2 separate regions of the Homo sapiens genome follow, and region 1 is linked to region 2. Evidence: chromatin contacts called from ENCODE Hi-C or POLR2A ChIA-PET data. All regions are on one chromosome and are shown on one strand. The core of a region is the stretch at or near the end of the contact, and the rest is flanking DNA. Distances in the headings are between cores, read along the strand shown. Region 1 overlaps LRRC74A (leucine rich repeat containing 74A). Region 2 holds the start of VASH1 (vasohibin 1).

Region 1 (7,187 bases), core at 1,701-4,200, 100 kb before region 2:
ACATGCACACACACACCCCACCCCCAACACACACCCCCCCACACTACCACACACACACCCCACCCCCCCAACACACACACACACACACACACACACCCCACACACCTACCACCCCCCCCAACACACACACCCCACACAATGCCTCACTCTTGGGACCATGGAGGGCATCTGATTGAGAGCTCAGGGGAAACTGATTCCACAGCATGGAGGGGCTGGAAAAAGCTCCCTGCCCATGGGTCATTGTCCAGACTCCAAAGGGCCTCCCCTTTTTGGGGGCAATAAGGCAGGAGGAGATCAGAGTCAGGTGGAGCGAGTGACCGGGGGAGGGAACAGGACTCTCCTTTGCATCCTGTGAAGTTCATTCTCACTTCCTGCTGCTGAGTCCTGGCCAGCCTCTTCACCCCCGGCCTGGGCACCGGGCACCGACTGCCTTATCCGTCCCTGCCTGGGCCCCGGGAACTTCTCCTCTGGAGTCCTATTCCTGCAGGGCCCAAGTCTCTCCTGGGACGCTCTGATGATAGACCCCTTCAAGTATGCATTACAGGGGGCTTTCAGTACCTTTATTACATGGGGAGCGAGAGGAATGTGAGATTTCAGGAAAATGATTCCTAAGGTGGAAATGTTGGGACTTTGGGATGTGGTCTCCTCTCTCACTCCCTTTGTTATCTGCCCAGTAGTGAAATGCAATGGGGAGAAAAACCTCAAGATAGAACATGTGTCTCTGAGTGGCATCTCGGGTCACTGGTGGCATCAAGCCACAGCACAGGAATGACTTCAGCAGGGGTTGAGGGAGGTCTTAGGTTCCCCTCTGGGTCTAGATAAATGAGGGGAGTGTCCCATAGCCTGTCCCAGGAAGCTCTAGGAAGTGCTCACAAGCTCTTTTGCTCCTTCTCCTCCTCTCCCCTCTCTCTGACACACAAACTCACACTCACACTCACACACAGCCTGTTGCCACTAGGACCCAGCACACCTCTATCATCACTTTCTGGAACTCATCCACAGACATCTTCATTGTCCCAGTGGGGTTCAAGCTCTTGAAGAAGTCCACGATCGTGATTTTGTGTTGGTCTGCATAGCTCTGAGAGAAGCAGGAGAGACCAGGAGCAAACACTTGGTCTTGTAACAACGATCGCAGGTCCCCCTTCCCTCCCACAAAAGAGCGGCCCATGCTTCCAGGCCTAACAAGGCTAAAAAGGGCAGAAGGCCAAGGTGAGGAGCCTGCGTCTCCCGGGTGTTGGGTGTCCCCTAAGACCAAGAGCCGAGTGCAGACCCACCAGGCATGGCAAAGGTGCATGCCGGGATGATTCCTGTGTGCTCGCCATGCTTCTAGGAGCCCCTTGGCACTGCACAGACGCTCCCTCCATTCCAAAGTTGGAAGGACTGAAGTCAAGGCTGTTCAGGCACCGCAGTGCCACGAGGATGGGACAGTGATCATTATCTACAAACGCAATCTGTTAACACTGGTATAGATGGTGTGCTGTGGATGGCGCGCGGATGTTCAGAGATCAAAAGGTTAAATCACAGCTGTATAATGTGACAGTTTGGCTCTACGAATTCCTAGGATTCTCACAGTTTCACCTCAATGCTCATATGGAAACATACTTTGTTAGAATATTTTTAAAAGGATATTTCATTTTTTTCATTTAAAAAATATAGTCATCCCTTGATATGTGCAAGGGATTGGTTCCAGGACCCCCTCAGATACCAAAATCCACCAATATGAAAAGGCAGGCCCTCCATATCCGTGGGTTTCTCATTCCTCAAATACTGTATTTTGGATCCACATTTGCATATGCAGAACCCACAGGTACGAAGGGCTGACTGTATTTATTGAAAAAAATCCAAATACATAAAAGTGGATGAAATGGCACAGTTCAAACCTGTGTTGTTCAAGGATCAAGTGTATTATTACTCACGTTGCAAGGCAATTTTAGATTAGCAGGAGAAAATTTTAAAAATCACCCATAAATCCAATACCACCACACAGAGGTAACATCTTGGTGTGGACCCTTTTATCTTTTTAACTATCTATCTGACATCAATCTGTCTAACTTCTATCTATCTGTATAACATTTATCTATCTAATCTCTCATCTTTCTACTAAACCTATTGTTTTACAGAACCCACTGTTCACATATGAACACCTTTTCAATGTCATTATAATATTCTTTTCCTCTCTTTTTTTTTATTTTGAAACAGAGTCTCGCTCTGTCGCCTAGGCTAGAGTTCAGTGGCTCGATCTCGGCTCACTGCAACCTCTGCCTCCCAGGTTCAAGCAATTCTCCTGCCTCAGCCTCCCGGGTAGCTGGGATTACAGGCATGCGCCATCATGCACAGCCTATTTTTGTATTTTTAGTAGAGATGGGGTTTCACCATGTTGGTCAGGCTGGTCTTGAACTTCTGACCTCAAGTGATCCTTCCACCCCAGCCTCCCAAAGTGCTGGGATTACAGGCATGAGCTACTGCATCCGGCCTTACAATATTACAATATTCTTTTTGGTCCTTTTTAAGTATTTTTTTTTCTCTTCCCCGCACCCGGCCTTACGATATTACAGTATTCTTTTGGGTCCTTTTTAAGTACTTTTTTTCTCTTCTCCCCCGCCACCCCCCTTCCCCCCGCCACCCCCCCCCCCCCTTCCTCTCACTCTCAGAAACTCCCAGACAGCGTCCTACTGTATCGATAGCTATTTCTGGCAACGTCCTTCTCACGAAGCATTTCCTCAGGGTTCAGCCCTGGGGCCCTTGCTCTTTGTTCCCCACACTTCCCTTTCTGGAGTGCACGGCCTCCCACCCTTCCGGAGTGCCTCCCAAAGCTACATTTCCAGTTCTCCATCCTCCACAGCTGCTGGACACCCCACCGGCACTTCAATCAACACATCCAAAGTGCACCTCGTGCTCTGAAGCAGCACACTGCTGCTGAGCGCTATGGCAGATGCCATGGGTGAGCCCTCGGCACCCACTGCTGTTTCTTCACAGCAGGCTTCTCATCCATGCAGAGCCTGGAAAGCTGAAAGCGACATTCCCCAAGTCCCCTTGCAGCTGGGGGTCAGAATGGATGGCCTTTGCCAAGCACCTGCCTGAGATGTAAGTGTGAGGCTTGTGTCTGATTTGAGAGAGGCAGGTGGTGGGCAGCGGCTGTGGTTGCTTCATGACTGAGCGGGGCATTCCGCAATCATGCAGCTTCTTGATTATAGCAGAAGCAGCAACTCTTGGCAACTCAGTTGGGGTGCTTTGAGAGCCATTTCTGGAATCTAACAAGAGTCTGTTTGTTCAGCCCTCCTGACATTTCTTTGATCTCTCTCCTGTAATAAACCCCCGTGTGCTTAGCCTAGTTGGAGTAAATTCTGTGGCCAGCAACTAAGAACCTTGCCCAGCTACTTTGGTAGGTGCTACTACTAAGACCCCACACAGCCCTGCCCTGGAGGAGTTCACAGGTTGCAATGCAAGGGTGAAGCCAAGGGCTTCGGGAACACGAAGGGCGTTCGCTCTTGACCAGGGAATCCAAGAAGGGTTTCCCCAGGAAGTGACATTGTGTAGAGACCTGAGAACGGGTAGGAATGAGCGAGACCCAGAGGGCAAGAAGAAAAGTGTTCCAGGTGGAAGGACCTGCCCTGACCGTACACAGGCCTGCAGTGAAGGGAGAGCTGATGCAAAGAGGATCCGGAAGCAATCCAGTGGGGCTAGAACGTGGAGAGACAGTAAGGGCCAGGTGGCAGGCACTTTCCCCATCTGCACTTCCCTGCCTCTGGCAATCTTTCCTTCAGTCCCTTGGCCTTGAAATCTTGGGTTATCTTTGGGTTTCTTTTATCATCACAGGCCTTCCTATCCCAACACACACACACACACACACACACACACACTCACATGCATGCAATACACACCCCCACATATCCAACCATTCGCCAAGTCCTAGAGATGTTTCCATAATGATAGCTCTTACATCTGCCCTTCAATTCCATTGTTATTCTCAGCCAAGCCATCATTCCACATCTAGAGTGCTACAATAGTGTGCTTGTTTGGTTTCCTACTCTTTTTTCTTACCCTCTTCAATTCACTCCCCATTGCCAGAACTCCTCAATCCTGCTGGATTCGCATCACATCCACTGCCCAGCAGCTCTCACCGGCCCCCTGTTCCCGATGGAATCAAACTCGAACTCAGAGCCTAAAATCTGAGGGCTGCCACTTGCAGCCCAGCCTCCCTTGCCAGCTTTGCCTCTTGGGCTCCTCTATGAACCTGGAGTCATGTGTTAGTGTCCCCTGAACATGCTGTGTGCGGTTCCACCTCAGCACCTTTGCTGGCAGGAGCCTCTCGCCGGAACACCCTCCCACTCTCTGTGGCTCACCTCAATCTTTGACATTCTTCAAGGCCCTTACCCACTCCCATCTCTTCCAAGAAGTCATCCTTTTCTGGTTGCCGAATCCTACGTTGATCTCTTATTTGGATTCTGACTACATTTTCTGCCTCTGTCACTTATTTATTATTTATCACATGACACTTTTTTTTTTTTTGAGACAGAGTCTCGCTCTGTTGCCCAGGCTGGAGTGCAGTGGCATAATCTCAGCTCGCTGCAGCCTCCGCCTCCTGGGTTCAAGCGTCGAGCGATTCTTGTGCCTCAGTTTCCCAAGTAGCTGGGATTATAGGCATCTGCCACCACGCTCGGCTAATTTTTGTATTTTTAGAAGAGATGGGGTTTTGCCATGTTGGCCAGGCTGGTCTCAAACTTCTGACCTCAAGTGATCCACCCGCTTTGGCCTCCCGAATTGCTGGGATTACAGGCATAGCCACCGTGCCTGGCCATATGAAACTTTCTATGTTCTGTGGGTCGTCACTGTAGCCATCCCATCTTTCCAATGAGATTGTTGATCCCCTGAGGGGAAGGGCTATGTTGGACTCTGCATGTTTGGTCTCCAAGATTCTTTTTCTGTGTGTCTTTAAAACAAGAGGTGGGGTCCCCACTTTGCATCAGACAGCTCCATTCCTGTTCACTGGAGCACCCTGCTCCCCTTGCAAAACAGGTTTGCCTTGGTTCCATCTGAAGTCATCTTACCTGTACAAATACTGGACACCGCTTTGTCTTCTAGAATTTTTCACATAACAATTTTCATGTGGGAGCTCTTTTATTTAGTTCTAGAAACTGAGGCACAGAGCAGACCCACTGGGGGCAGGAAGCAGCCCGGGGACACACCCTGCAGAACGTGCATTGGCAGAGCAGCATCCCCACGCCTGCTCCCCAGGTAGTAACCGCTCTGCGGCCAGCAGCAGGCTCCTTGCCCCCACTGCAGGGTGAGAGGCCCGCTGTGGAAACACCAAAGCAGGGTCTGAGCACTGTTCTGCAAGACAATGGGACTAGAGGAGCAATAACATCCCTTTCGGCGCTACTATTCTCTGATTTTGTATTTCCACTGTTACATCTGCCTCCTGTGATTGCCAGAGCTAATCTAAGAAAAGATGAGTTGGGGGCAAGTTATCATTAGAAACAAAGGACTCGAGTGTTTCTCTTTGGCTGAACCCGCCAAATAGCCATCCTGACCACAAGGATGTCTTGACATCCTTACCAGCTGTTGGAAAGAACAGCTTTACCTCTGCCTCCTGTGATTGCCAGAGATAATCTAAGAAAACATGAGTCGGGGGCAAGTTACCATTAGAAACAAAGGACTGAAGTGTCTCTCTTTGGCTGGAGCTGCCAAATAGCCATCCTGACCGCAGGGATGTCTTGATATCCTTACCAGCAGTTGGAAAGAAACTATGTCTATAATAAGCAGGTGCTTGTTCTATACCAGGCATCCTTCTAAGCACTTCATGCATTTGACATAATTTGATTTTCCAAGCAATCCTACTGGGTGGCTACTGTTGTGTCCATTCTGCAGGTGAAGAGACTGTGACCCAGAGAGCTTTAGTAACTTGCCCTTGGTCATACGCTAGCAGGTGGAGGAGTCCGGGTGGGATAATCCATTCTGTCCACCTGCCCCCTTCAGCTAGATCTCAGCCCTTCCCTTCCTCTGGAGATCAGGAAGCACTGCTGAGGGATCTGGTAGCCACGGAGAATATTCATTCCATGTCTGCTGTCCAAGGGACTGAGACATTCCTTATCAGAGAGGGTTGTACAGACACTGTGGGGAGGGAGAAGTCTGGAAACTGATTTGGAGCCATTGGCCAGCTTTCCCCAGGGCTCCCTGGAGGCCCTGAGAGGAAGGCAGGAGCTCACCTGGATCAGTTTCATGGGGTTTGTCAACAAGAAGATGGTTTTCTTGGGAGAGAGGCCTTGTACTGCCTTGAATACCACGTCCAGCTGCGGGTGAACGGCATACACTCCGTCCAACGTTTTCATGAACTGCTCGGACACCAGCACGTTCTGTGACAGGGAGAGAGGGGACCCATGATGATGAGGGCACTGCCATCGTGCCTGCCCAACCAGTGCACCCTACCCCTTCCACCCAAGCCAAAGTCAGGAAGTTTTGTCTCTTCCAGTTTGTTCTCAGTGCTGCTCCTGGACTGGGATAGTTCGGGTATTTTAGAGCTTGTAAATTGACTTGTAAGTTTCCTGGGTAATTTTGATGGGATGTTTTTGTTGAGTGCTGGTGGCTTGTCACCTGCTGCCAGTTCAGCTCCACTCTCAAATGGCATCTGCATCTGACAGATGATTTACAGCTTTGGAGTGGCAAGATAGTCCTTAAACAAAGCCCTGAAATGTCCATGTCTGCGTGAGTGTTGTTTGTCAGAGAAAGTGCCCTGGAAGAGGATCCCTGATTCCAATAAGTGACCAGGGACAAAATGGAAACTTCCCCTTCTGGAAGTGCCCTCAGAGCTGGTTTGTAGGACATGGGAGAAAATGTGTCCTGTGAAATAGTGTTTGATCAAACCTGGGCTCCACCAGTTTGGTCAGCCTGCTTCATTCCTCAGATGTGGCTCGGAGTACATTTTGCCCTTTCAAAGAATTAAACCCCTGTTTAAGGGCAGAAGGCTTTGTAGAGATTCTAGAGAAAGTTCTAGGAGCATCTACAAAAGAGGAATTTCTATACTGTTCAGAGTTATGGAGGCATTGTTGACAAAAGGGAAGGAGAAGGCTAATACAGGCTCGATGTCTCAAGCCTGTAATCCCAGCACTTTGGGAGGCCAAGGTGGGTGTATCACTTGAGGTCGGAAATTCAAGACCAGCCTGGCCAACATGGTGAAACTCTGTTTCTAC
Region 2 (6,796 bases), core at 1,325-3,824:
GCCTCCTAGTCTTGATCATGTTTTTTTTTTTTTTAATATCTGGCATGTATTTCCATATAGCAGCGTACAGCACAGAAACTCTCAAATACCCTTTCATTCAGCAAACACACACACTAGTGCCTGTTCTGTGCCAGGCACACAGGAGGCCTTGGGAAGACAAAGATGAATGAGATACAGCCTCTGTTTTCGTTGGTGACACAACTGAAGTATAGCTGTCATGGAGGAGGAGTTACAGCCAACACAGAAAAATTATTTCATTTTATGCTTCTCCATAAGACCTCTTCTAATGTGCTTGAATCTACTGTCCAACAGAGAAGAGGACCTGGACACTTCCCTCCACCACCACCCCCCGCCCTTCTCCTGAAGACCTGAAATTGAATCTCAGTTCTGCCACTTACTGGCTGTGGGATCTTGAGTTCCTACTTGAGTTTTCAGCTTTCTCATCTGTAAAATGGGAATCCAAACTGTACTTACGTCACAAGGCTGTTGGGAGAATTCAATGACATAATGCACGAAAATATTTTCTCAACATATGAAGCCCTGCATCTCCTTAGTCATTCATTACATTTGTCTGCTCACAGTTCTCTGGCTTGGCAAGTGTCATCAAGCAAATGAGACGTCAAGCCATCCTACTGTGTTTGTTAGTTCCATCTGCTGCTGTCCCCTCCTGTAAAACGTGGACATTTTAAAAGACAGCGGGGAGGGCCTCCTGGAGACAATGTATGTGAGCCTCCCTCCTAGAATGGCAGTGAGAGAAAGTTCTCCTAGACAGGTATGATATCACTGCATTTTAAAGATCTTACCGAGCCAGTGGTCCCCTGCCCCGTGGGAGGAGAGTGTGGCTTCACTCTTGGCCCCAAGGTCACTAAAACCTAGACTGTGCTATCACCCCCCTGACCCGTGTGTCTCACCTTGGGCAGGTCTGTGGCCCCACGGATCCGTTGCGCCACCTTCTCTCCATCGGGGTGGATCTTGGCCACGTGTTTCCACATCCTTTCCCAGGTGGCCTCATCCACAGGTAGCCCACCCCGGTTGACAAAGAAGGGGACGCCTCCGTCTCGCAGGTCCTCTTCCCCTTCCTCTTCTGGCTCCTCATCTCTCTGGGCTGAGGTTCCTTCGCTGGTCTCCAAACGCCTGACCCCAGAGGGGGCGGTGGCCGCAGCGGACGTTGGAGTGGCACCGCTGCTGCCACCCCCAGCCACCTTCTTCCCCCCTGGCATCCCTAAATCTTCGAGGGGGGTGGTGGAGGCGGGAAAACAACTGGCTCACAAGAGGCCTCCCACACACCGGCTGCAGAGATAACACATGGCCAGAGTGCAAGGCGCCTTTAAGAAATCAGGGCGTGGCTCCTGTACAATAAAATACGACTTGATAAAAAAAATCAGTGCAATAAGGTGAATTAGGGTCCGAGGGGGTGGGTTGTCTGGGGTCAGCCTTGGAGGCCTTGTTCTGTTTGAAAAACGGAATAAAGAGAACACACCCCAACTTGGCAGCCGTCACAAAGCACCCCCATCTAACTGCGAGAACAATGACGGGCAGCAGTGAGGGCTGGCAGAGCGGAGAAAAGTCGGAGGGAAACTGAGGCCAGACAGCTCGGACCAGCGGCTGCAGAAAGGACAGAGTCAAGGCACGGGTGCCCACTGGGCGCCCTGGGTCTCAGTTTCGGAGGGAACAAAATCCCCTACACAACTCTCGCACGCTCACATCTGCGCGCGCCCCAAGGAAGACCGAGGCGACTCCCGGCCGCGCGAGCTCGGAACCAAGACCCCCGGGCGGGAGAGCGGCGCTGGGGGGCGATTTCTCCGACGCGACGAGACAAGTCCGGGAGCCAAGACTCGCAGCTGGCCGGGAGCGGGGAGGGGGCGCGCGCCGACGCGCACATTCCCCGCCTGCGGCCAACTCCCTGCACAAAGTGGGCTTTGTCTGGGTCCCCTGTCCCCTCGTCCCCAGAAACAGCGGCGGAGTCCCCAGAAAGGGAGCGGGCGCGGCGGGGAGGCGAAGGCTGCGAGCCCCGAGGCCCAGCGGGTCCCCACTCGGGCGCGTCTCAGCGGGAGGACGGCTGGCACCTGGCGCCGCGCTGCACCAGCCGAGCCATCGCAGGGCACGGGGCCCGCGGCTCAGCGGGACCGGCTCGGGCGGCGCGCAGGGGCCAGGCTGAGGTCACTGAGCGGCGGGCTGCGGCCGCGGGGTCGCTGCCTGGGACTGGCTGCAGCATGGGCGGTGGCGCGGCCCGGGCGGGCGGAGGATGCTCCGTGGCTGTTCGCTCGGGCTGCAGCTGCCCTGGCTGAGGGTGGAGGAAGGACCGCGGGGCGGGGACCGCAAGCCCGGAGGCTCGCGCAGCCTCGGCCGGCGGATGTAGCTGGAGGCGAGTGACGAAGCCGGGCGAGCGCGCGCTGCGCTGGTGCCTGGGGAGCAGCCCGCCAACGCGGAGCCCGCCAACGAGAAGCCCACCAGCCGATCGCTGCTCGGCGAAGCTGGGGCCGCCGCTGCTGCAGCCCCGCCGCCCCTGGGCCCCGCTGCCGCCGACCACGTCCCCTGCCAGCCAGCCGCCCACCAGGCTCGACTACGGCCCGCGCCGCGCATGCGCTCCGTCCCCCCCTTAAAGGGCCAGCGCCTTCGCGCCCAGTCCTCCGCCCCCCGCGGCGGTGCCTCTGTCCCAAGTTACCCCAAGGACGCCGGTGGGCATTCGCTCCCTCCTCACCCAGCTGTCAGGGCGCCGCGAAGCCGGTGCGAAGCTGCGGAGGACGTTTTCAACGTGCCAGAGGGAGCGCAAACTCCATGGAGATTCCTAGCGCAGAAGGAATTCCTGCGGTCGGGAATTTCTTGAAAAAGATTCTTCGCAGGGGCCCTGAGCCGGTAGGACCGAGAGCACTGGCCTGGAAGACTGGGATTCTAGACCGGATTCAGTGCCTGTGTTGCTTTGGGACGTTCAGCAGTTCCCTTCCCTCTGTAGGCCTCAGTTTCCCCATATCCCAGCCGAGGTGGTCACAGTGAGTGAGCGCAGAGTCCCTCCCAGCGCGCACAGTTCTTAGAGGAGGACATCTAGGGATTGAGACGGGGGGTCACTATCTCTGGAAACGAAAAGGGTTAAAAGTCACCCTGTTTTATTCGATTGCCTGCACTGGTGGGAATGGGGTGCGCAGAGCTCACCCCTAGACCATCTGCCTAGACCGGGCTTTGGACGCTCTGGACCCCGCGGACCAGGGTGGGACCGCGACGTGGGCGTGGGAGGCAATGCTTGGGGAGGGTCCGCTGGCCTAGAGGAAGGTGAAAGTACAACCAGCTGTGGTGCGTGGTTGGACACTGGACGCACCCTCCGCCTCCCTCATGCCATAGAGTTGTAAATGGTGGGAAAGGCACTATCTCTAGGCTGAAGCCAAGAACTTTAGGAAGAGACGGCCGAGTGTGTGCTTTAAGATGCTCCCCCTCTCCCCTGCCTGTAGTTAGCATGAATCACAGTCTTGTGGGAGAATGCAGATTCCTTGGCCTTAGCCGGCAGATTCAGATTCCTTAGTTGTGGGGTCGTTGCATTTCTTGACAAGCTGAGGTTACTACACAAGGGCTGGGTTAAAGGCCTTAGAGAGACCCCAGGGCCTCAGTGGTTTCACATCTGTTCTCTAAAGCTGTCCCTAGTATCTGAACTTTCTGGGTACCCTGTGCTCCCGTAGCAACCTCTTACTACCTCCAGGGTCAGAAACCAAGGGTTATCAGTGATGGGAAGGATTGCAAGACTCCAAGAAAGTTAGTTCAGCCTGGATCTTCTTAAACTCACTAAGGCAAGAAGACTCCAAGCGTAGAAAAATCACTAGGGATCAACAACTATCACCCTGTATTGTATAAACCAAGTCTCAGAGGGTAATTTCCCCAAACTCACACAGCTAGTAAGTGGCAGAGCTAGAATGTGAACAGAAGTCTTACTTCTTCAGACACTTGTTTTTCACTCTATACATTGCTTCTTGTGTTAGCCAAGTGGTGCTGGTTTTAAAATTGGCTTGCAAGCTCTTGACCATTCTTTTCAAAAGATGGGATCTAATTCCTTTCCCCCTGAATGTGGGATGTACTTGGTGACTGGTGTCTAATGAATAAAGTGTGATGAAAGTGAAGCTGTATGACTCTTAAGACCAGGCCATAAAAAGGAGACAGCTTCTTCTTGGTTCCTCAGAAGAAACCAGCTACCATGTTGTGAAGAAGCCCAAGCCACATGGTGAGGCCACATGAGGGTGTTCTCGCTGACAGCTGCTGCTGGGCTCTCAGCCAACAGCCAGAGTCAATCACCAGATCATGGCAAACCGAGACTTCAGGTCTTGCCAGCCCTCGGCCTTTAAGTCTTAGAGTTGAGGTCCCAGACATGGAGCAGAGAACAACCAGCCCTGCTGTGCCCTGTCTGACTTTCTGTCCCACAGAAATTGAGAGAGGATAAGTGACTATTCTCGTTTTAAGCTGCTAAGTTTTGGACTAACTTGTTACGCAGCATGAGATAATACCATGTGTTTTCTGAAATGACAAATAAAATAGATGTAGGGTATTCATTCAAAGAGTAAGTACTCATAGAACATCTTCTATGTGTTTGACTCTGTACTGGGCACTGGAGAAGCAGTAGTGAACAAGAGGGACATGGCCTTTGCTCTAGTTGGACTTATGGCCTACTAGTGGAGGAGATAGTTAAGCATGATTTCCATAAGGTGCTCTGCCAGAGGGTTATTCAGGAAGCTGTGGGAGTGCATACCCAGAGCAACTTCCCAATCAGGTGAGGAGCTGGGAAAAGAAGAAATGAGTTGGGTACAAGGTCAGCATGGACTAGGCTAGAGAATTTTCTGGCATGTGTGCATAGAAGTGGAAGAGGGTATGTGTCAGGCAAGGGGGCTTGCAAATAGATTAGAAAATGGTGAAACTGGAAAGAGATGTGTATAACCCAGTCTTATCTAAGCCAAAAGCCCAGAGAGAACAAGTGACTTAACCTGGTATGGCACAACTTTTGAATTGGTCTCAGATCCTGGGTCCTTCATCAAGCCCTCCCATGACTCCCCACACCTATGCCTTGGGAACAACTCCTCCAACAGACACTTGGGTAACTCCTTATTTGGCTCAAAGCTTTCGTGACCGTTATTTTTCTTTTTTTTCTTTTTTTTTTTTTTCCCCTGAGACAGAGTCTCGGTCTGTCACCCAGGCTGGAGTGCAGTGGCTCGATCTCTGCTCACTGCAGCCTCTGCCTCCCAGGTTCAAGTGATTCTCTGCCTCAGTTTCCTGAGTAGCTGGAATTATAGGTGCCTGCCACCATGTCTGTCTAATTTTTGTATTTTTAGTAGAGATGGGGTTTCACCATGTTGGCCAGGCTGGTCTCCAACTCCTGACCTCAAGTGATCTGTCTGCTTCGGCCTCCCAAATTGCTGGGCTTACAGGCGTGAGCCACCGCGCCCGGCCCTCATGACAATTATTCCTTTTGCTGTCTTCACAAAAACCGTGGAAGAGTTAGGATGAGTATGATTTCCATTTTACAGATGAAGAAAGGATGCATAAGAGAAGCTAGGCAAATTACATACCTAGTACAGGAGCAGGCACATCTGAGCTGCTGGGTACAAGTCACTTTCATGATGACAAGGATGACGATAATGACGCCTAACTCATATCATGTGTCACATTTGTTATCGTCACACTCTGGACTAATGGTCTGCAAATGAACGCATGTTGTCTTAGGGCATCAACACTCATATTAATCTGCTCTGACACATTTTCTATTCTTGTGACACAGAAGCTAGAGTGAAATTTCCAGAGAGAAGAGTCTGTTGACTTAGCTTGGATCCTTGGCTAGAGGAGGATGGGGCAATTTCATTAGCCAAGACTACAGGTGGTTGGGGGAGAAGGACTGCCCTAAAGGTAAATGGGGTGCTGTTAGTAAAAGAGGGGCATGGAGGCACACAGGTATAGATGTGTTTATAAAAGGTAGATGTTCTGACTCAACTTTTTGCTGTTTTCATGTTCATAATTTATGAGGTAAAAGAAGAAAAGAAAAGGAGTTTAATCCCAAGAAAGAATCACAGAGCAGAACTGTCCAATAGAAATTTCTGCAATGGGCCAGGCGCAGTGGCTCATGCCTGTAATCCCAGCACTTTGGGAGGCTGAGGGGGGTGAATCACGAGGTCAGGAGTTCAAGACCAGCCTGGCCAATATGGCAAAATCCTGTCTGTACTAAAAACTACAAAAAAATAGCTGGGCGCAGTGGCAAGCACCTGTAATCCCAGCTACTGGGGAGGCTGAGGCAGGAGAATTGCTTGAACTCAAGTGGCAGGGGTTGCAGTGAGCCGAGATTGCATCACTGCACCACAGCCTAGGTGATAGGGTGAGACTCCATCTCAAAAAAAAAAAGAAAAGAAATTTCTGCAATGGTAGCCAGAAGTTCAGTATGGTAGCCAGAAGTCATATGTGTCTATTTAAATTTGAATTTAATTAACATTAAATAGAATTAAAAGTTCAGTTTCTCCAATCACGCTAGCCATATTTCAAGTACTCAGTAGCCATTATGGCTCATAGATACTGTAATGAATAGTACAGATTATAGAACATGTCCATCACTGCAGAAATTTCTTTTCTTTTTCTTTTCTTTTTTTTTTTTTTTGAGATGGAGTCTCACCCTGTCGCCTAGGCTGTGGTGCAGTGATGCAATCTCGGCTCACTGCAACCCCTGCCGCTTGAGTTCAAGCAATTCTCCTGCCTCAGCCTCCCCAGTAGCTGGGATTACAGGCGCTTGCCACTGTGCCCAGCTAATTTTTTGTAATTTTTAGTACAGACAGGATTTTAC

Evidence for each region. Hi-C counts contacts between places; a loop is a spot of excess contacts on that map. ChIA-PET counts read pairs that join two places held with the same protein, here RNA polymerase II (POLR2A). Pooled maps may share reads with other maps.
Region 1: a pooled map shows a loop between it and region 2 (3-fold over the local background). The contact joins the enhancer-like site here to the promoter of VASH1 in region 2. A Hi-C loop is called at or near these places in 2 of 50 pooled maps. POLR2A ChIA-PET finds 5 or more read pairs at or near these places in 5 of 52 experiments (CD8-positive, alpha-beta T cell, GM12878, H1 and 2 more).

What each region holds. Positions count from the first base shown.
Region 1 is chr14:76,859,859-76,867,045 of GRCh38, reverse strand. It overlaps LRRC74A (leucine rich repeat containing 74A), which reads right to left. Exons shown (of 14, transcript NM_001385106.1): 11 at 6,207-6,353; 12 at 971-1,078. Among named protein-coding and RNA genes, the nearest start is that of LRRC74A, 37 kb to the right of the region's middle. Within about 2 kb of position 2,950, at least 17 of the 41 ENCODE cell types and tissues checked have a DNase peak (open chromatin) inside an H3K27ac peak, as active enhancers do.
Region 2 is chr14:76,757,246-76,764,041 of GRCh38, reverse strand. VASH1 (vasohibin 1) reads right to left here and starts at 2,574. Exons shown (of 7, transcript NM_014909.5): 1 at 912-2,574. The coding sequence starts at 1,220. RefSeq lists silencers at 2,048-2,317, 2,418-2,607.